2 separate regions of the Mus musculus genome follow, and region 2 is linked to region 1. Evidence: chromatin loops called from intact Hi-C (ENCODE). Cell type or tissue: left cerebral cortex. All regions are shown on one strand. Each heading gives the region's core, and the rest is flanking DNA. Links, peaks and the distances in the headings are about the cores only.

The links. A loop is a pair of places that touch in the nucleus more often than their neighbours do. Peaks named below come from ENCODE experiments on the same cell type or tissue, not always from the same donor. Only the 100,000 strongest peaks of a DNase experiment are listed, where the experiment ranks them.
Region 2: a loop joins it to region 1, with 2.1 times the contacts of the local background. A loop is called at or near these places in 12 of 42 quality-filtered maps.

Annotation. Positions count from the first base shown.
Region 1 is chr4:108,454,678-108,466,412 of GRCm38, forward strand. It overlaps Tut4 (terminal uridylyl transferase 4), which reads left to right and starts at 4,733. Exons shown (of 31, transcript NM_175472.4): 1 at 4,733-4,962; 2 at 5,340-5,523. In left cerebral cortex, for the core only: CTCF peaks have their summits at 6,094 and 8,777 (motif pointing left); DNase peaks (open chromatin) are centred at 4,750, 5,257 and 6,043; H3K4me3 peaks cover 2,984 bases; H3K27ac peaks cover 1,742 bases.
Region 2 is chr4:108,349,323-108,361,057 of GRCm38, forward strand. It overlaps Gm46889 (a long non-coding RNA gene), which reads right to left and starts at 1,875. Exons shown (of 2, transcript XR_001784545.1): 1 at 1,598-1,875. RefSeq lists an enhancer at 11,696-11,735. In left cerebral cortex, for the core only: no CTCF peak of the experiment used is centred there; a DNase peak (open chromatin) is centred at 5,052.

The DNA.
Region 1 (11,735 bases), core at 1,432-9,431:
GTAGCACGGGGTGGGTGTGCCACAGTGAGGGTAGAGGTCAAAGAGTCTGTTTTCTCCTTCTATTGTGTGTTCAAGAATCAAACTCAGTCAGATGCTGGCAGCAGGCACCTGTACTGGTTAAGCCATCTAGAAGGCCACTTATTTTTGAGGAAAAAAAAAAATGTCATTTTGGGGAAAAAAAAAAAAAGACTTTCTAATACTTTAAGTAAGTGAAAGGGCGTAGTGTTACTTTCTGTTTCCTGTTTTTAAAGTTCCAAATCGAGAGTCCTCTGGACAGACTCTGATGAATCAATGTAAGTGTACATATGTGCCCTGACAAGGGCGTATGAAATCCAAACTGAGGCAGGTGAGACCCTCAAGTTTGAGAAGAGGATTAAAGAAAAAAGTTTAGTTGTTTTATATCCTCTATCTTGTTTAATTTTAGGAATGCAAAGAGCCACAGACAAATAGTCCTTTACACTGTCTTCTGGGTGAGCAGACAGACCTCAGGACCCCACCCCCACCCTTGATAATGAAGGTCTAACCCAGGGCCTTGAGCATGTGAGGCAAAGTCATCTATCGCTGAGTTATGCACACACACCCCTGCCCTGAACTTTGGTTTCATTATGGTCTTAGTAAAACTAAACAAATTTTAAACTTTGAAGATATTTTCTTGATTATAGATAACGAACAGGTCAACAAGTTTTGGGAACTTCTTACATTTCAGAATTGTGTGCTGGGATTACAAAACAGAAGAAGACATAGTTAGGACCACTGTATTGGTGTGATGCATTCTTAAAAGATTTTTTTTTTAATGTGTGTGTGTGTGGCACATGAGTGTCACAGTGCATGTGTGAGGGTCAGAGGCTCTCTCCTCTCACCACATACATGGGTCTTTAGGATCAACCAGCAGGTCTTTGTTTGGATAGACTTATCTTTTAGGTTTATCTTTCTTGCTCTGATTCTCACCAAATTGACCTTATATTCACTGATAGGGTTTATTTTATTTTAATAAGTTTTCGTTCTGGGTAGGATTTGGTTGTCCTTCAGTGGTTCACAAATTTAGATGCTTTGCTCCCGGTAAGGCAGTGTGATACCAGATGGAACCTTTGGGGAGGAGAGGGTGGGTTTGAAAGATGCCTCACAGGTAAGAGTGCTTCCTGTGAAAGTAAGGGGACAGAGTTCAAATCTCCAAGAGCCATTTGCAAGTCAGGCAAGGCCTTAAGTGATTCTACAATTAAGGAGTAGAGAGAGCAAAAGAGAGATCCTGGGAGCTCACTGGCCAGCCAGGTTCAGTGAGAGACCCCATCTCAAAAAATAGGGTAGGAGATTGAGGAAGACTCCCAGTGCCCTTGTCTGGCCTCTGTATGTAAGCAGGCACACAGGCAGACTGAGCAGTCCCTGCCTTTGTCCCCCAACAATTTAATTTGAAAAAGGAGGTTGGGCCTAGTGAAAGATCAGTAGCATTAAAGGAAGTGGTTTTCTGCTAGGGCTGTTAGAAATGCCCGAGCCTAGTCCTATTTCTGGATGGAGCTAGGAAAGCCTGTTCTCTTACATAATTTTCTGCCACCATGTGACACTATGTCTCACCTCAACAGAGGCCTAAACCATCATCAGATCTTGAACTTTGAACCTCAAAATTGTGAGCCAAGTAACCCCCTTCCCCCAGAGATAGAGAGTAAACACCGGGACTTTGAGCATACTGGGCAAGCAGTCTGATATTGAACTACACTCCAAACCCTAAACCTCCTTTCTACATAAGTAAGCTACTTCTGGTATGTCATTTTATTAATAGAAGCTGAATAACATAGCCCCATTATCTAAGAAGATAACAGATAAAAGTATCGGTTCACTAGATAATTCTACTTCTCATTTTGTAGACAGAATCAAACTTTAGCTGGAAGAAAATTTCACCTTTTAGGATGAAGCAGAGTTCCTGGGACATCTAGATGGGAAGTCTAAATTTAAGGCCTTAACTACAACCATGGGACTGTTCCTGAAAGTATTACAGGTTCTCTGAGTATTTTCACAGAGCAGCCTGGGATTTGTAATTTTTTCAGTACTCTGTAGTTCAAAGCAAAGAACATAGACCTGGCATTCAGGTTCTGTCTTTGATATATTTAATGAATGCTGGCATTGGTTAAACCCTGTATTTCCTCATTCTTCCTGTCAGAATACCAGAATTATCTAGTTGTAATGATAAATAGGAGTATGGCAGCCCAAGCATTCAACTCAGCAAATATGGAGGCAGTGCAATACAAATATAAGTATTTGTGCTTAAGATTATAATCTATTGGTGACCGACAGGTAAAATAATTGGGATCCAGAGATTGGAGAGAGTGTGATGTTTGTGTGATCAGATTTAGTAAAGGACACAAGAATAAAGGGGTACGGCAGTACATACCTGTGATCCTAAGACTTGGAGTTCAAGGTCATCCTCAGCTACATGGCTAGCTGGAGGCCAGCTTGAGCTACCAGAGAGCCCGTCTTAAGCAATAACAACAACTAAATAAGAGTTGGATCTTGAAAAATAGGAAAAGGGAGTTATCTGGAGACACAGGACTTTCTCATCTGGCTGAAGCTTTCTTGTAGACTCAATATTTTCATACTGTAGACTAAATGTTGTCTGCTGAATCATAAACATGTGTTTGGCACAAAACAGGTAATCCTTGAAGGTCTAGGGTCTATCTCTTCTGATGGAGGCTCGCCCACATAGAATTTATCACATTCTCTAGTGTATTTGCCTAACTCTTTGTTAATATGCTCTATTTTTTTTTTTTTTTGAGACAGGGTTTCTCTGTATAGTCATATGCTCTATTGACTACAGGTTAATAAAACTACCTTCCTTGCTCAACAGTGAGATTTCTGAACAGCAGTCTGTGTAGTTTGTCTAGGCACTGAACTATGATTTGCTTATACTAAGTAATCAGGAGTTCAGTTGAATTTGGTCCAATGACATTAATATCAGTGAGGAGCGTGTTGGTAATCCTTTTAAGTGTGTCTATCAGCTTTACGTTTTCATTATTCTCTTTCCAGCACTGAGGATCAGACTCGGAGCCCTTTACATGCTAGGCAAGTACTGTTACATTGAGCTGCTATCTGCCCAAATCCTGGTTTTTTGAGACAAGGTCTTACTTGGTAGCCCTGGCTGCTTTGTAACTCCTTTTCATATTGGCCAAAAATTCAAAAGATCCACCTACTCCCGCCTTCCTATCCCCTGCTGGGATTAATGGTGTACTCCACCACTCCACCATACAAGTCGTTTATTTATTTAAACATTTTATTAATTCTTTGTGAATTTCACATCATATGCCCCCACCCCACTCTTCTCCCCATTCCTTCATATCTGTCCTCTGCTCTTCCAATCTCCCCCAAACACCACAAAGAAAGAAAGAAGGAAAAGAAACAAAAAAGCCAAAACAAAAAAATGAACATGTTATTGTGGAAGCTATAAGTCTATTTTTTATTTTTAAAGAGATCAAGGCAAAGACAGGCGGCTTTCTGAGTTCGAGGCCAGCCTGGGCTACAGAGTCTGGCTTTGACCTGGTGATCATCCTGCCCCAGCTTCCAGAATGCTGATATTACAGCTGTAATCTACCACACCTAACATTCGGTTTTCACTTTCATTTCCTCTTCTGTTCTTTACCTTATCTCTCTGAAGTTTGGACACATTTAAAAATGTTTCAGATGAGGCAACTCTGGATTTTTTATTAGTTTGATAATCGCCCCAAGCTGGAAGGGTTGACTGGCTACCCTCTATCCACAGCTCCTGGGTCTGCTGGAGTCAGAGACAGGGGGAAGGGGATTGTCAGAGCATATTTTCTCCTCTGCAAATGGAAGCCATAGTATCTATTGTCACAAGATCATTATGAAGATTAGGTGGTTAAGTGTATGAAGCCTCCTCAGCTCGATGCCTAGAAGTAAGTTGGCAATGCTTGGTCCCTTCTCACTAAGCTTGTTCAGCTTTGGGGATTCTGACGGACATATCATGTGAGAGGTGTTTAGTTCTGGGATGTAGCAGGAAGTCGATGAACTCTGCAGAGACAATTGCCTCTCTGTAGCCTCTTAGCAGCTCTGGTCTGTGAGTCACAAGAAAATTTGTCATTACCTTGTAAATATTTAAGATTCAGCTGCTTCCCTTTATAAAACCCCACGTTTAGTGCCATACACTTTTTCTGCCTAGTAAATATCCACCTCAAGGACTGCAGTTGTGTGATTTGACCAGCTCTGAGTGAAGTAGGAGACTGGTCAAATAATAATCTCGAGGCTTGAGGGCGGGGGGGGGGGGTGTCATTAAAATAAACTAACAAAGCCTTCTAGTCTTCCATGAGTGTAAATTTAAATGAGAGGAAGCTAACACATTTAAAAAAAAAAAAGGAGGAAGGAGGGAAGCCGTTCTTGGTAGTTGTTTCTATGCCCACCTGAAACTAAAGAAATGGTTTTCGAACTATTTCTCAAGATTTCTCTGCTTTGTTAGTCCTGAGGTGATGCAAAACTGGACTGGATGCAAGGGTGAAGGGGTGGGGGGCTCCCTCCTGCTAGCTGCTCGACAGTGCTCAGAAGTCAGGAATGGTCGCGGAGGATTCAAGAAATGCGTGGGCTGTCGGACAGTGACAAGCCCGAGCCTGCACATCTACGGCCTCTCCCTGGGGCACAGCTAGGCAACCTGCCCCCTTTCCCGCCCGGGGGCCTCAGGCAAGGCGCCCGCAGCCAGGGAGCCTGACGTGAGAAGCGCGACGGTGCACGCGACCCTAAGCTCGCCGGCGTCCTCGCGCCGCTTCCCGGCGTCGGCGTGCTGGACCGCAGGACCCTCTCTCTCTCTTTCTCTCTCCCTGCAGGCCCGCTCCAGCCAGCGAGCCGCGGGTAGCTCCGACCCTTTCCCTCCCTCCCTCCCTTCCTCTCTCCCTCGGGGGCCCGCCCGCCCCCAGCTCGGGCGCCGATCGGAGCCCGCGCGCGCTCGCCCGCTCTCCCTCCTCAGCGCGGGTGTGTGCGCGCCGTCCTCCCACCTCCATCCCCTCCTCATTGTTTCCGGGCGACCGCCACGAGCCCCGGAACGAAGCCCCTCCCCCCACGCCCCCCGGTCTACCCCCTCCTCCGCCGAGGTTTGACGGGTGCTTGGGGGGGATCCCCAGAATTAAAGAAGAGGGAGCCCCTGAACCCAGCTCTGGGAGGCTCTGCTCCCCGCCTCCGAGGCTATCTCCTCCCATCCCAATCGGGATCCCAGGCTGGGGAGAGCCTCCGACTCCCCTCCCCCCTCGGCCGGGCGCCACTCTCCCTCAGCCCCCTCCCCTCAGCGGGTCCTCCTCTTTCTCTCGCTCCCTCCTCCTCCCCCTCCCCGTCCCTTCCCCCCCACAATGCAGTTCGCGGCGCGGCGGACATGGCGGTGGAGTCCTGAGCTCGTCGTGTCCTGGCCTCCATCGGCGGCGGCGACGGCGGCGGCGGCGACGGCGACGGGGGCGGCAGCGGCGGCGGGAGGCGGAGGGGGAGCCGGAGCCTCTGAGATGAGGAGGCGTCGCGCGCGCCTGTAGCTCGCGGGCTTCTCAGGTACGGGGCTGCGGGCCGCCGCGCTGCGCGGGCTGCCGAGGGGGTGTGCTCGGCCGCTGAGCCCGGGGGCCCCCAGCTTGTCCCCTTCAGGTGCGGCGCCTCGCAGGTGTCCGCGCCGCCGGAGCGCGTCTCCGCCGCCCCCTCGGGGCCTGGCACTTCCTCCTGGGCTGGAACTGGCTTCTGGTGTCCCAGGGGAAAGCCGAGGGAAGGAGGGAAGTCGAGAAGGCGGCCTGGGCGGCCTGAGGAGGGCTTTGGGGGGCCGACCTTAGGGAAAGCTGGGGCGCCCGTCCGGCCACCGAAACCTGTTGTAGACGGGGTAGGAGTATCTGAGTTAACGGGATTGGTCTAGCCTTCGCTTAGATCCAGTGCGTGTTTGTCTGTATTGTGTGCCTTTCTTTCACCCTGTGTATGTGTATGTATATATACACTTGTAAACACACACACACACAGCGTGTCCTCCCCGCCATCCCCCGGGCTTGTCCTTGTCGGGAGGGAGCAGAGGTAGGTTTGTGTGGATTTCGTTTCCTGCTCACCCGCCGTCTCTGTCCCCCGCCCCCCAGTCGAGAGGTGCTGGTACTGCGCGCTTTTGACGTGGGTAACTGTGAGATTCGTATTTGTAAACAGACAGCACTTCCCCAGTGTGTCGCACGCCTTCGCAAGTGGTTTCTGATCCTTTTGATATCAGGATTACAAAAGAATGAGGTGGTTAGACCTCAAAGAAGCAGCGGGATTTCTAGTCAGTACCTGAATGGGATTAATTACTGTTATCTTAACGTTGGTTAAACATTTTAAAAAAGAAGATTATCAAACTTTAAAGCAGACGAATCTTGTACCTTGCGTGAGATTTTAGTTTTAGTATACCATGTTTCTTCATTTCGATACAAAAGTAATTCCTTAAACATTTGACGTTCTGCGATCTTTTGTAATCTTAGTGTCCAGAAATGCAATTTGAATTGTGATTTGTTGGAATGAATTTAATAATTAGCTCGCGGAGGTCATATAACCTTTTATATCTATAGATGTATCCCCTCCCCCCTCCAGAGCGTACCTTGGAGCAGGAATGTGTTTGAAGCACTTGGTGAAACAACATACTCTGTTTTGAAAGGAATAAAATAAGATAATCCCAAGTGGATTTGATTATTTAGGGAAAATGCCATTCCCAAATGTTGAATTGTGGCAAGTTTTAAATGTCGACTGCGTGTGTATGCACTTAACATTTTCTTTACTCAGAGCCCATGTGTATCCCCTCAGAAATATGGTGTACACTTACATCCTACTACAGATTAGCCACAACTTGTAAAACTATGAAATATTGTTTGATTTGGCTTTTCTTAAGATAGCTCACGAGCATACAGTGTGCTTTATGGTGCCTTTATAAACAAATTATACGGAGGGCTTAAACACCATCAATGTTGGGAAGAGAAGTTTAAGCTGTTTCTCATTTTAAAAATATTATAAACAAAAGGAAGTTACCTTAACCTCTTAGATACTGTGCTCTTTTCTTTGCATAGTTTTATTTGGCTAGTGTAGAAAATGGTTAAAAAAAAAAAGTAAAGCTTCCTTAAAAGAGTCTAAAAGTGGAAGTGAAAGTGAGTGACATGTTCATGTTTTAAGTATGGTGAACATCTAACCATAGAAAGAAAGTCTTCGTTAGCTTTGGCCAAGATGTTAGTACAGTCAATAAGGTATTGACACATATATAATAAACTTACTTCAAATTTATAAACTGTAACTTACCTAGAATTACATCTGATTTTGGTTAATTTAAGAATAGTGCTTTGCATGTTAAATTTAAGCTTTAAAATGAAATTTTATGACTGTAATTGTAAATACTTTTATAAGGCAGCACTTGGAGGTGATTTGTTTTTGTTTTTCCGAGACGGGGTTTCTCTGTAGCCCTGGCTGTCCTGGAACTCACTTTGTAGACCAGGCTGTCCTGGAACTCAGAAATCCTCCTGCCTCTGCCTCCCGAGTGCTGGGATTAAAGGCATGCGCCACCACTGCCTGGTTTAAAGGTGATTTTTTTATTTGTTCTTATAGAGTGTACATTTTTGTAAAAATAGAGAACGTTTTTTTAAGCTCAAAATTAACCTTGACATACATAAATGCTTATTATCTTGTGTTCTTTTGGGGAGGGGGAGCATTTTGAGACATGGTTTCTCTGTGTAGCTTTGGCTGTCTTGGAACTGGATCTGTAACCCTCACAGTGATCAGACTGCCTCTGCCTCCTGAGTGCTGAGATTAAAGTGGTGAGTCACCACCACTCAGCTAGATTGTGTTGTTGTTTTTTTTTTAAAGATTTATTTATTATTATATGTAAGTTCATTGTAGCTGTCTTCAGACACACCAGAAGAGAGAAGAGGGAGTCCGATTTCATTACAGATGGTTGTGAGCCACCATGTGGTTGCTGGGATTTGAACTCAGGACCTTCGGAAGAGCAGTCAGTCCTCTTAACCACTGAGTCATCTCTCCAGCCCCTAGATTGTGTTCTTTATAATCAGGATCCATGGATAGAAAACAACTGAATTTTCTGACTATGAAAAGATTTGGTTTCAGAGAAACAAGACATTCAAGACTTAACCTGCAAATGCTGATGCTCATAAGTGTTGTTTAGCACAAGTTTTAGCTTTTTATGATGGTACACGATTTAATCCCAGTGCCTGGAGGCAGAGGCAGGTAGATTTCCGTGGGTTTGAGCCAGCCGTGGAGGCATAGTGAAATCTAATTTTAGAAACAAACAAACAAACAAACAAACAAACCACTAAAGCTCACAAACAAAAAGTGAATATTTGGATGTAAAAATTGAGATGTGTTTCTTTCCAGATTAAACTGCATGTATTTTAATTACTGCAATAATGTTAAGAAATTGGTGTCATTTGTAGTTAGAAATATGTTCTTTGTTTTTTTTTTTTTTAAGATTTATTTTTTTTAATCTATATGAGTACACTGTTGCTCTCTTCAGACACACCAGAAGAGGGCATCAGATCCTATTCCAGATGGTTGTGAGCCACCACGACGTTGTTGTGAATTGAACTCAGGACCTCTGGAAGAGTAGTCAGCGCTTTTAACCGCTAAACCATCTCTCCAGCCCCCTGGAAGTATGTTGTTGTTTAAAAAAAAAGGGGGCGGGGCGGCTGGAGAGATGGCTCAGCCATCTGACTGCTTTTCCAGAGGTCCTGAGTTCAATTCCCAGCAACCACATGGTGACTCAACAACCATCTGTAATAGGATCTGATGCCCTCTTCTGGTGTGTCTGAAGACAGCTACAATGTACTTATTTACAATAACAAATCTTAAAAAAAAAATAGTATTCAGGGTGTAGCTTAGTAGTAGCTAGCTTACTTGTCTAGTGTTAGTGAAGTCTTATAATTTCCAGTATAACCCCCAAAACAGGCAAAGGAAGAGACACTGGTTTGTCAAAAGTAGGAGATGTAGATTTATAAAAATGTTAGAGAACTTAGGATAGTTCACATGCTTTTAAATCAATTGTAGGTTTGGAATCGCAGGTGATCATATAATTCAAGGAAGTTTAAAAACCAGCATGTCTCCAAGTGCTTCACTTTTCAAATATCCAAATAGGAAAAAGTACCTAAATGCAAATATTCACAATTCAGATATCTCCATTGAATTAATAGTGTTATTCAGTGTTATCTTCATATAACTTTTTTCATTGTATGTTCATAATTCTGTGTATTGAAGGAGAAAACATTTATTAGACTACTTATTCTTTTTCCAGGTACTGTGCTTTTTTTATGCATTTCTTCACTTGTTTTACCCAAAGCCCCATGAAAATTGTTTATAATGAGGAGTTTGTGATTCATAGGTTGAGATATTTGCTGAAGAACATGGAGTGACAGATTTCAAAGCAGGTCTTTATTCTTAGTATATACATGTCACTTGCTTATCAGATCTAGTGAATATTTTCTCAATTTTATAGAAGAGGAAACTGCCTAAGGTTGATCATTTATTCATTCATTCATACTTTAACCAACATTTCTATTTGTACTCTATACTAAGACATGTTTTGAAAAAACTTTAAATATTGTAATTGAGATCACCATGTGAGGTAATTAACGGTTTGAGTTGTGATTAGAAATGTTTTTTGACTTGTAGTCCCAATATTTTTGTTTTTCTAACTTGGCTTCCTTGCTAATAGCTTCTACAACCTGTAAGGAAGTTTTTCATTCTTTTGATTTGAAAACAGTAGGTTAGGATATTAAGAAGACTATGTAAGCTGTCCTCAAATTCAGAGTTCTGGGATTAAATGTATGCACTAGCATGCCCAGTAGTTTTACTTTTCTAATTGTTTATGTAGTTGGAAAAAGAAAAAGTATACAAGCTTACTGCAAACCAATAAAATTGAGCAAAGACTAACTATACAAAACATCTTATGGCTTACAAAAATTAGGGAAGGCTGGCAGGATGACTCATTGGGTAGAGGTACTTACTGCTGATTCTGACAGTGATCCCAGGGATACATGTGATGCAAGGAGAACACCAACTCCTGCAAGTTGTCCTCTGAGCTCCATTCTTGTGCTGTGGTAACGTGTGTGGAACGCGCGCGCGCGCATGTGCGTGCGCGCGCGCGCGCACACACACACACACAGACACACACACACACACACAGAGATTTTAAAAAACTATAAAGAAGTTAGTGTGAGTTTTAAGAAACTATGGAGAAGTTAGTGTAAAACACATGTAAGGCCCTGAGTTTAACTCCTTGCACTGAAGGAAAAAAACAGATATTTTCTATTAATTACACAAGTCAGATAATTTTAAATTGATACTTGATATAGACTAAGAGTTCATAGTCTTTGTACAAATAACTATCACAAGATCTTAGAAAATTAACTTACTCTGTCCAACAGTCTTTTATATTATTCTTATTTACTGGTAAGGACAGGAGATGTTAGAAGAGTTAAGTACAAATCACATCTAGTTTGCAGCAGAGCCATGATTTGATTTGAGACTGTCCTAGAGTCCGAGTGAGAGCCTCACCAGTACTCCATGTTGTGAGTGTCAAATGTAGTTGCAAAAGGATACTAATTCTGGATAGTTACAGAGCATCAAAAATATTTTGTAAGTCCAGAAAGCAGGAATTATACAGAATTAAAATTTATCCTTTAGTCTTTGTAATTTAAATAATTTTGATTATTCAAATCAGCTAGTTATTAATGTTTAGGTATCTGTTGTGTAGATTTAGAGTACTCACTGGTAATCAAACTTTTTTTTTTTTTTTAAAGACAGGCTTTTACTATGTAGCTTACCCTCAAATTCAGAGATCCCTTGTCTCTACCTTTAGAGTTCTGGGATTAAATGCACGATCTACCACATCCAACAGTTTTACTTTATTTGTAATTTTGTATGTATCTGTGTGGGTTTGTGCACATAAGTGTGATTGTCTGAGGGCTTCAGATTCCCAGGAACTCAAGTTATAGGCAATTATAAGCCATGTGGCATAGATGCTGGGAATTGAGCTATCACTTCAGCCCCACAGGTTTGTTTGTTTGTTTGTTTTTGTTTTGAGACAGGGTTTCTCTGTGTACTGGAACTCACTCTGTAGACCAGGCTGGCCTCAAATTCAGAAATCCACCTGCCTCTGCCTCTGGAGTGCTGTTTGGTTTTTTTTTTTTTTTTTTTTTTGGTTGTTGTTGTTTTGATAGGGTTTCTCTGTGTAGCTCTGGCTGTCCTGGAACTCACTCAGTAGACCACACTGGCTTCAAACTAAGATCCACCAGCCTCTGCATCTGAGTGCTAGGATTAAAGGTGTGTACCACCACTGCTGGCTCTCCCCCACCCCCAATAGCTTGCATTTTTAAAATTTATGTGTTTCTTAATTTTTGAGACAGGATCTTTTTTATAGTCCTGGCTATCCTGGAATTTACTGTGTAGACATGGCTGGCATATACCTCCAGGTGCTTGGATCAAAGGTGTGTGCCACTATGATGCCTGGCTAGCATCTAATTTTTTACAGAATTATTGAGGAGGGGGGGAGGGAGTAGGAGGAGGAGAGGGAAAGGGAGAGGGAGGGGGAGAGAATGAATGAATAAATATGTATGTATACATGTATATATACTTGTATGTATAGTATAGGTTAGAGGACAACTTGTGGGAATCAGTACCCTCTTCTGGCCTCCTCCAGTACCTGCACTCATGTGGCATGTATACACACACACACACACACACACACACACACACACACACAAATCTTT
Region 2 (11,735 bases), core at 1,863-9,862, 100 kb before region 1:
GGGGTTGCCTAACACCATCAGAAAACACAGATATTTACATTACAATGTGTAACAGCAAAATTATAGTTATAAAGTAGTAACAAAATAATTTTAGGCTTGGGGTCATTACGACATGAGGAACGGTTAAAGGGTTTCAGCTTTAAAAGGCTCAGAACCACTGGGCTAGAGGGTCTTTAGGCTTCCTTCTCTCTCTGCCCTCAGAGCTTCATAGAAGACATGGCACATGCCAGTGGCTGGCAGTATCTGTACAATTCCCACTGTCCCCAAAGCAAATTTACCAAGCACGCTAAGCTCTCGGAGCCACAGGTGGTACATCTTGCGTGAGGGACTCACATGAGCTAGCTAAAAAGCTGAACCTTTCTCCTCTGTCACTGGGGAACCAGAGACAACCTCACCTCTGGGTCTGCTTCCGCTCTAGCCTCCAGGTTCAGGCCTTGAGCTCCTGCCCCGGTTTCCCTCAATGTGGAGGTGTAAATCAACTAAACCCTTTCCTCCCCCAAATTGCTTTTGGTCATGGTGTTTATTACAGCCACAGACACTACACTAGGACACCCCGCGTTTTCAATTATATACTGGACCCTGCAAATTATGTAGTTTGTTTCTGTAGCTGCTGGGCTCTGGAGTGAAAGGCATCTGCTCCGGACCTGCAGTGGTTCTGGGATCTGTCAGAGGCTTGTCAGTTCTGTGAGCCCATCATTTAGGTTAATGACTGAGTCACCAACAGACAGGAAGGAAGCTAGCCACAGCCACACCAGGCAGGTCTGGTTGCTACTGCAAATCTCTTCAAGATTGTAGAGATTACCAGGGAGAAGCCTGGTGCAAGACAAATTCTGGGGATCAAACTGGAAACCACAGAGGAGAAATGTGTGATGTGAGGGGTCTTAGGCTCAGAAAGACTCCCTAATAGCCAAAATGTAATCACAATATGCAAATTAGACCCCCAATAAAGCTGTCAAAACGCGACTGCGATGTTGGCAGCTGATAGAGACAGAGCAGTTCCTGTGTGAGAAAGTTGAGAAAGTTACTGTACCTCATGGAAAGGAATGCAATAGCAGCTTGCCGCTGCACAATGGTCTCCACGGGAGGTTAAGTCCTATCTCCACCACTTGTTAGCCATGTGTGTGACTTGGGGCAAGTTATTTGGCCTCTCTGACCTTCCATTTTATCACCTCAAAGGTAAGGAAGAAAATATCCCCTCCCCTGGATTTGTGTGAGGATAAAATTTACATATATATAAACTTGCTAGTAGAACCAACATAAATGAAGTACAACAAGCAGTGTTAGTCATTTTATCTAATCCTTAGAACAACTCTACAGTATGGGAACGGCACAGAGTCCCCCTGTAAACGGAGTCTTGGTGAGGTAAGTGGCTTGCCGTTCACAGCACTGAAGTAGGTTCTGTCCTAAAAGTTAAGTCAGACTTCATGGCCATTATCCTAGAATTTCAACCACAGTAGGTGTCTAACCAATGTTCTCTAAGCCTCTGGGAAATGAGTATCAGACAGATTCCTCTCTGAGCCTTCAGAACCAATCCCATTTGCTCCCTCCCTCCCTGCAGGCACAGTCCACGCTCAGTCTCTCTGGCCTCTGAACTCACCTCGGTCTGCTAGTCTCGGCCCCTCACATCTGCACAGCATTCCACGGTGTCATGTTCTCACTTTCTGTGTCTCATTGTTTTGTGGCCGCCTTCCTGGCACACAGCCCAGTGTGCCAGTCCTCCAGACAGATCCCAGCCAGCCAAGGCTGCCGGCCCCCAGAGACCATCGAGCCACATGGGAAGGGGCTGTGCAGTCTAAACACCAGGAACTCAGGAGAGGCTATGTCTGGGTGTGTTTGGAGTCACTCGCAGAGTGTGGTAACAGAGGCAAGGCCACAGGGCCTGTCCACTCTCCTACTTAATGTAGCTCATGTGAGATTCCAGAGTTCCTCACTCTGCTCCAGACTCTGAAGTTTGTCCATTGTGCCTAGGAACCTCCATGGTCCTTTATAACTACTGAGGGCTAACCCCTACAGCCTGTCTCTGTGACAGGGTCTTTTGCCAAATTCCCAGCAGGGCTTCTATGCAAAATTACCACAGGAAATACAGGAGATGGACTGGGGCTGCAGCTCAGTTGGTAGAGCGCTTGATAAGTCTGCCTGACACCCTGCAATTCATCCTCAGCACACATGTAGTGGTATATGCCTCGAAGCCAAGCACTTGGAGGGGTGGATTGGAGAGGATCAGGAGTTCAAGGCCAGCTTGGGCTACATAAAACCCCGTTTCAAAAATGTAAACCAAAAATCTGAAGACACAAAACAAATTACCCGAGTTTAATACACTTGGAAGATCACTCTTCATCCGCTGCTGCTGAGGGACCAAACCCAGCCCAAGTGACCCATTGGCAACAACAGCCACAGCCCACAATACTGAGCCTTTTAAATTTTTATAGCAATGTTGTGAGATAGGTACATTTTTTTTTCCCGAGACAGGGTTTCTCTATAGCTCTGTCTATCCTGGAACTCACTTTGTAGACCAGGCTGGCCTTGAAATCAGAAATCTGCCTGCCTCTGCCTCCCCAGTGCTGGGATTAAAGGCATGCACCACCACGCCCGGCGATAGATACAATTTTTGTTCAGCTTAAAGAATTCAATTATATTTGACATCAAAAGACTAGAGAGAGACAGAAATAGAAAAATAGATTTTATGCTAAATATAGAGTGTATACTCAGCATCAAGCAGGGTTAGAGTGTCAGAGGCGAGGTAAGCTGACTGTCCCTTCCATGAGTCCCAGTGGCCATGTGTGAGCATCTTGCACACTGCGCATGATTGTAGTGGTGCTGCCCTTGGGCAAGTCAGTCTTTTCATCAGTTCTCACACTAAAGGAATTGTAGCCTATTCCATGGGCAGGGGAGGAAAAGGCTGTGTATGTTTAGTGACATTGCTCTGTTTTCCTTCAGGGGTGAAGAACGAAGAGACTTTACAGACAGGATTTTAAGCCATGTGTGGTGCTGCATATCTGTAATACCAGCATTTGGGAGGTAGGAGCAGAAGGATCAAGAGTTTAAGGTGTCTGAGGCTAGCCTGTGCTACATGAAAGCCTGCCTCAAAAAAAAAAAAAAAAAAAAAAAAAAAAAAAAGCTGGGTGTGGTGGAGCATGTTTTTAATCCCAGTACCCCAGAGACAGAGGCAGACAGATATTTATGAATTTGAGGCCAGCCTGGTCTACAAAATAAGTTCAAAAGCAGCCAGGGATGTTACACAGAAAAACCCTGTCTGGAAAAAAAAAAAAAACCAAACCAAAAAAACTCCCAAGGGGGCTGGTGAGATGGTTCAGTGGGTAAGAGCACCCGACTGCTCTTCCGAAGGTCCAGAGTTCAAATCCCAGCAACCACATGGTGGCTCACAACCATCTGTAACAAGATCTGACGCCCTCTTCTGGAGTGTCTGAAGACAGCTACAGTGTACTTACATATAATAAATAAATAAATCTTTAAAAAAAAAAAAAAAAACTCCCAAGAATAATTTTAATTTTATACAACTTTGCAGACTAATCTTAGATGAGGTAGTTTTGTTGTGGTTCTCTCTCACTCTCTCTCTCTCTCTTTCTCTCTCTTTCCCTTACTGGGGATGAAATAGAGAACCTTAAGTGTGTTAAATTTATTCTCTTCCAACGGGGTTATACTCCTGGCTTATAAAAGCAAGTGTGTGTGTGTGTGTGTGTGTGTATGGGGGGTGGTGGTACTGCAGAGATGGCTCAGCAGTTAAGAAACTGGTCACTCTCTCAGAGGACCTGGGTTCAAGTCCCAACACTTACATGGCAGCTCACAACCATCTATAACCCCAATTCCAGGCTATTTAAAGTCCTCTTTTGGCTTCCATGGGCATCAGACATGCAAGCAGTATACACAGACAAAAAAGTCTGTACACATAAAATAAAAATATTAAAAAACATCAGGGCATGGTGGCACATTCCTTTAGTCCCAGCACTTGGGAGGCAGAGGTAGGAGGATTTCTGAGTTCGAGGCCAGCCTTGTCTACAAAGTGACTTCCAGGACAGCCAGGACTATACAGAGAAACCCTGTCTCAAAAAACAGAAACAAAACAAACAAACAAACAAAAATATATATTACAAAACAAACAAACAAAGCTGAAACATTTCATGTGAGGACCAGAGAGATGGCTTAGCAGTTAAGAGCATTGGCTGCTCTTCCAGAAGACCCAGGTTCAATTCCTAGCACCCACATAGCAGCTTACAACTGTGTACAATTCCAGTTCCAGGGGATTCAACACACTCACCCAGACATACATGCAGGCAAAACACCAATACACATAAAATAAAACAAACAAAAAACCATTTAATGCTACATTCAACATGTCCCTGGAGGTCAAGGGACAACTTGTAGGATTCAGTTCTCTCCTCCCACCATGTGGGTTCTGGAGATGAAACTCAGTCATCATGCTTGGTGGCAAGTGCCTTTACCTGATAAGCCATCTCATCAGCCCATACACAAACTGAACTGTAACCCCAAATTAGACCAGTCAGGGCTGGAGAGATAGCTCAACAGTTCAGAGCACTGACTGCTCTTCTAGAGGTCCTGAGTTCAAATCCCAGCAACCACATGGTGGCTCACAACCATCTGTAATGGGATCTGATGCCCTCTTCTGGTGTGTCTGAGGACAGCTACAGTGTACTCATATAAATAAAATAAATAACTCTTAAAAAAAAAAAAAAAGGCACTGACCGCTCTTCCAGAGGACCAGGTTACGTACGATTCCCAGCACCCACAAGGCAGCTCAAAATTATCTATAATTCTAGTTCCAAGAAATCCAACACATACATGCAGGTCAAACACCAATGCACCTAAAGTATATAAATATAAAGTTACATTTTTAAAAAAATGAAACCAGTCTTTTCAGTTTGCCTCAGACTACACTAAAACTAAGAGAGTTCCAGGCAAAAGAGGAGACACTGGCTGCTCTGCCGCAGGGAGGGAAAGCATCAGAGTCTGTGGGAGGCTCTGCTGAGAGCTGTCCTCTGTCATTCTTTGAGTCTTTCAGGAAAGAATCTCAATGGTCTGGCACTCTGAGGCCGGCTGTGCCTCTTCTGAGGAACAAGTGGTTTGCTTTTACCTCAGGGACACTGTGACCTGCGCAAGCGACGTGTTTCCCTTTTTACCTTGGTTGCTAGAGTCTTCAGAGCTAAATATATGACACAGTCTTAGCTGTAGGGCGCAGCGCCTGTGCCAGTCTCAGTCCAGGCTCCATTTTGTGCCTCGTTTCTATCCAGTCTCCTCTTGACCTGTCAATCTTGATTTATCTTAAATGTCCTCTGGGTCAAGACAGGGTAAAATTAAATAGCTCTTAACTTAGAGTCTAAGGACTCTGCCAAGAATCCTCATTGAGTATTTGAAATGATATATAAAATTTACATGTAAATTTTTCCCCAAGGAGAAGAAATCATGTACTTTATCACTTTTAACATTTTCTTCAAGGAGGTTTACATTCCCCAAAACCTTAAAGTTATTGATCTAAAGAATGAAGAAAAGAATAAATGCTGGTAGGGGGAGATGTTTTAGTTGTAGTGCTGGCTGATGGCGTGGAATGGGGGTGGGGCAGAAGGTCCCTGGAACATTAGTGTGTCAGAATGTTAGCATGTTCTGGAGTGTGGCTAAGTCCCTAAAAATCCCTTCCAGGTGTCCTGGCACTCTCCTGGCTTGGTTACATCTCAAGGCTTCAGTGTGAATCTCCAACATGGCCTCACTCAGTACCCTCTAAGGGCTCCTTCATGAACCAACTGGTGTAGCTGAGGCTCTAGCTCAGTTAGCAGAGTGCTGGCCAAGCATTCACAGAGCCCTGGGTTCAATCCCCAGCATCCAATAAAAGTGACATGGTAGCACATGAGTGTAGTCCCAGCACTGGGAGCTAGAGGAAGGAAGGTCACAAGTTCAAGGTCATGCCTGTCTAATAGTGAGTCTAATAGACTAGCTTGGGATATATGTGACTCAGAAGAGGAAGGGGACAGGGGAGGCAGCATCAACTTACTGCTGGAACTGCTTGCTAATGGCACTTGCCTGTTTACCTATCACTTTCTGACTCTGTCCATTCTCTTTGGAAGTGTTTCAGGTGTCTGGCTAATTCAAAGCCCTGGTGGACTTTGTGTACTTCTGTGACTTCAGTGCCTGCACAGAGTACATGCTAACCTTCTGACGCTCTTGGGGAACCTCTCCGAATGCTGGCAGAGGCATATGGAACACGTGTGGTTGGGGATAGGGTCTATGCAACTCGGGACCCTTGAGTTTGGTCAGAAGCAGGGCATTAGCAAGAGTTATTTGGAGCCGATGAATGATTTATTACCAGAGAAAACTGGTCTGAAGCCAAATCCTGGCGCTGGGTAGGGTGGAGCCTGATATTCCAGAGCCTGGATCTCAGGGGAGTGAAGAGAGGACATGAGATGGGGGCTGGCTTCTTGTTCTCTTCTCCATTTCTTCCTCTCCTCTTCCAGGCAGCCTACTGTCCATGCCCGGGAGTTAAAAGATTGGATTGGAGAAGACAGATGCACAAGTTGTAACAGCCAGTGTGGCCAGTGTCAGGACACAGAAGCTGTGAGGCTTCTGGAAGACCAGAGGAGAATCCCAGCTGGTGTGAGAATCCCCAAAGTTCACACACCCCCTGCCCCGGAAGGGTTGGGGACAGGGCAAAAGCACATGGAAGTTTCCAGGTGCTGAGGTGTGGGCCTCAGGTCAAGGTGTTAACAGTCACAGACTGTCCAGTTCCTTGGGCTGTGCGTGTTTGGTCTACCCGAGTCTAATTACCTCCAGGTTTCTGTCCCCAGCTATTCCAATAACCCACCAATTTAAGTCCGTGGCAATCAATTCCAAGCAGGAGAGGATAATTGACTCTTAACGTGTGCGGACATTTCCTGATTGTGAGAGAACAGAGTCTTCTGGAGGTGCAGCGGGTTCCTTTCTAGCCACCCTGCTGCCCTGTCCTCTCACGTTAGCCAGCTCCTATACCAACATCTGGATAGGCGATGCACGTCTCTGATGTCCATCGTAGTCCCATGGTGACCAGGTGAGCAGTTTTGAACCGAGGCAGGAGGATTGCACTCAAACGTGAGCTCCTGTGTGTGGCCCTCATCCTTGACGCCCTGAGATGAAGCACAGGTCTTCCTTCCTTCCTGAACTCCACTTTCCTGCCAATGACAAGGGTGATCAGCTGCAAACACAGCCCAGGCCTCTTCCTGCTTTGCTGCTCTGCAACTGGACACGTGCTTTGCTCAGTCTGAGGCTCTGAGGGGTCTGGACGCTAGAATGGACCCTGGAAACAAGAGCCCTGGGTAGGATTCTGGCTCGGGACTCCAAAACTGAGGCTCCAGTGAGCAGAAAGCACCACGGTGAGCATCAAGACAGGAGGTGCTGGTGCTGGTGGGAACTGCAGAGGAATCACCTTGGATCAACATAAATGTGGTTGTGGCCAGGGGATAGAAGCCATCCCCAGAGTCCCAGGTCTTTGAAAACCTTCTCCAAGCAAAATACTCCTAGCAAGAGCTCTCGCTGGGGTGTGTGTGTGAAAATCAGCTCTTAGCCATATCATAGCTTATGGGGCTCCTCCACTTCTGTGAGCCTGGGTGACAGCGAATAAATCATTCAGGGCCTAAGTCTTTTTATCTATAAAATGGACTATCATCTGGTTCAAGGTCACTGACTGCTAGGGTGGACAGAGGGTCTTGGGTCATCCCATATCCAAATTCTTTTCCTGTTTAGAGGAATCGGTGACTATCCCCTGACCCTGTGTGATCCTGGATTTGTCAAGTTTGAATATGGTGAAAATGAAGCAGCAGGGGGAAGCCAGTCAGAGGTCACAACAGGTGTCTGCAGTGGACAAGAGCCCACCATGCAGCAGCGGCCAGCAGTGACCAGCACGGGGCTGACGAGAGACATCTCTGTGGTACATTCTATTTAGACGTCTTCCTCCCTTCACTCCTTCCCTTTTGTCTTGTTTCTGTTTTTGAGACAAATCTTTATGTAGCCCAGGCTGGCCTCAAACTCCATGTGTAGCCAAAGATGACCTGGAACTCCTCTGCCTCCCAAGTGCTGGATATCAGATATCCTTTCTATCACAATCCATTATTGTTGGCCACTGTATAGTTGAGCTGTTTGATCATAACTTTCAGAACAACCCTGAGTCTAGGGGACAGGAAACTGAAGCGATAGGATGAGTATGAATTTATATAAACAGAAGGAACAGTTCTCTCATACCTGAAAGGCTGGTCTTTGCTCAACCCAGGAGGCTGGGCTCCTCCGTAGTCTCAATTTGGCACTGAGAACCTGGTAGATTCCTTGAAAGCCGCTGGTCTCTCAAGCTTGACGGGAATCACTGGTTCTAACCTCAGCGAATGAATCATCACAAGCAACAGGGTAAATCAACCCGGCGGCAAGAGGGAAGGCCAGTGGAGCAAAAGGTGTACGGTCTTCCCTTTGCCATGATCTTTTTATCCAAGATGCCACACTTGGGGTGGGTCTTCCCATGACAATTAAAGCCATCAGGATGGTTTTGCAGGTGAGGTCCTCTACTCTAGTGATTTTTTTTTTTGTTTTTGTTTTTGTTTTTTGAGACAGGGTTTCTCTATGTAGTCCTGGCTATCCTGGAACTCACTCTGTAGACCAGGCTGGCCTTGAACTCAGAAATCCGCCTGCCTCTGCCTCCCAAGTGCTGGGACTAAAGGCGTGCACCACCACCGCCTGGCTACTCTAGTGATTTTAATGTGTGTCAATTTGAGATGAAAACCAACCTTCACACTCTTAGACCGAAGAGATGAGAAGCTAGCTTGATGAAACCCTGTGAACGCTGTGGGCTGGGATCCTTATGTCTGAGTAGTGCAAGGCTGGAGCTGGCGGTGTCCACACATGCATGTGAACTCACAGGGACATGTGCTGTTGTCTTTTCATTTTGTGAAGTGGTCCCATCAGAACACATGGGTAGCTGTTGCAGAACGTCGTCCTCCAAGCGTCATGTGAAGCCATTTCCCCACCTAGGATACAGCTGGATGGTGTTTTTCTCACAGAAGGGGGAGGTGGGGAGGTCAGTAGAGCATCACCTGAGATTCTAGTTGCTCCCCTCCAGGCACTCAGCCTCACCTGTTTGCAATTCTTCTCCAGCTGCATGGGGCCCCCCAAGGCGCAGTAATATATAGTGTGTGGGAAATTTACTGAAGGAGGGGACTCCACGCTGGGGTGAGAGCTTTATGTGATGTGATTTTGTTGGGGTCTCCCAGGCATCTCAAAGCAAGCCCAACAAACATTAGTTCACTGAGCTGGCCTCATTCCTTTGGTGCCTATCTGAACAGCCATTGTTTACAGCTCCCCGGGAGGTATCCACAAGAGGCTGGTTTATTCAACCCCTGGGGTGCAGCAGTCTCCTCCTACAAGGCTATGGGGACAGAACTCCAAGTACCAGACAGAACCTGCAGAGAGAGAAATGCTCCTGCAGCCGGCGATCTGGCCTGGGGTGTAGAATAGAAGAAAAGATGCTTAGGGCTCATGACTTAGGTAGGGGTGAGGAGGGGACAAATGAGTTAGGTAGGGGTGAGGAGGGGACAGGTAGGATCCTCTGCTCCCAGGCTAAGTGAAGGAGGTTTTAGTTCCAGAAACATTGACAAAGTAGCTTAATTGGAATTAATTGAAGGAAGATATGCCATGAATATGGATAGCACAGACAGTGCGGGCCCCCGAAGGGAGGCTGGCTGGGCAGCGGGGGACAAGCTGAGGACATGAGCTAGTTTCTCACTCCATGGGTGAGCCCAGGTGGTGGACAGCCACATAGCTGCTTCTCCCTAGTGGCCCACCCTTTTGACCTTAGTGCCCTCCCTGTACTGGCCTCCAGACTTGGTTTTCTCAGACTGATAGAAGAAAGTCAGACCCTGGACTCTGAAATTAAACTCTGGCTCTGGATGCCAGACTCGCACACTTTCAGTAATGGACCTTTGCTAGCAATAGACTATTTCAAAATCAATGTAACAAGGGGGAGGGGGATGGAGGGGGAAAAACCCCTGATGTTTGTTTATTTTTAGTTTACATGCATGTCTGTGTGTGCCTGAGTGCTTGCATGTATACCAAGTGTGTGCAGAAGCCCGAGGAGCTCGGAGGCTGCTTCAGATCCTCTGAAGGTGTTTGTGAGCCACCATGTTGGTGCTGGCAACTGAACCCAGGTGACCACTCCACATCTGAGCTATCCTCCAGCCCCTAATGTTCATTTAACAAGAATGACATATGATAAGCACCTCAAAATTTGTACAGTCCTTTCACATCTGTATGGTTACCGTACAAGTGTGACAACTTCAGATTAATGTGCAGGAGACAAAAATAGGTTTAAGGGATTGAGAAACAGCCTTGCAGGACAGGCTGTTTTCCTTATGTCAAGGTTTTGATATTCTTGTCTTCTAGAGTTACAGTTCTAACTACTTGGTACCTTGTATCTAAATTCTCTCTATGTGTTGGGTAAATTTGGCCTGGTCATAAATGGTTTTTCTTAATGCACTCTGGCATACTGCAAGACTCAAACATAAGATTATCATTGTTGCCTGCGCATACTGGGAGCTGGTGCATTCGGAGATGGCTTTTTGGCAGGTCTTTATCATCCAGCACTATTTCAGTTCACAAAGGACTTGAAACAACGAGTCCAAGAATAGATTTAAAGTCACTAATGTAAGGATTGAGCTTCATGTCATTTGTCGTTTTAGTCAGAACATATTCTGATTTTCTTATAAGAAAAAAAATTTGAGCTAACAAAGATAGGAAAGGGGGAAAAAAAGAAATAAGTCTAGGTGGAGAGGAGGCCCAGCCTGCTGCACGCAGAAGGCCGAGTGTGCATGGCGGAGGGTGTCCGAGCTTGGCGGCAGGCGGAGCCAGGAGCAAATCGCTTAACGTCTGGGTCTCAGCTTTCACTGATACCGTATGCGAATAATAATTCCTGCCTGGGGAATGTTCTGGATATTATCAACCCTAGAGGGAATCTGCAACTAAGAGAGATGGCGTGGGGGGAGGGGAGCGGAAACACAGGAAGCTTCGAGGGGCTTGCGGTCTCCATGGAAACGCACCGGGAGAGAGGTGGGGTGGAAGGAACCCGGAGTGAGGCGGGGAAGATGGTTTGCACAAAGGGAGCTCCTTTTCCGAAGAGAAAGACACTTGAAAATGGAGCCCTCGCCTCACCACGCGCTGATCTTGCCCTAAACTTGAGAAGGAAGGAATCATCTCGCTCTTCGTCACCGTCTAGTTAATTTACCAGTCTTTCCCAATAGGTTGAGAAGTCTATCAAGAACAGAAATTAAAATGATTTTATTTCTTTGTTCTCAGAACTCAGAGCAAAAGATTTGAATGTGTGTTGGTGGGGCTAGAAATGGACTAAAATCTTTGTTTTTAGTCTTACATTCTTTGTATTTATGTGCATGAGTGTTTGCCTACATGTTTGTACCCCTCATGTGTATCTAATTCCCGAGAAGGGGGTCAGATTCCCTGGAACTGTATTCACAGATGGTTGTAAGCCACCACGTTGGTGCTGGCAGCTGAACCTGCATCCTTTGGAAGAGCAGCCAGTGAGTGCTCTTAACTGCTGAGCCATCTGCATTCTAGATGGTTCCATCTTTAAAATATGAAGTCAAAGCCAGATGTGGTGGTTCACATCTGTAATTCCAACTCTTAGTATACAGAAACAGGAAGATGTTCATTTTGTGGCCAGCCTGGGTTTACGCAGACCCCGT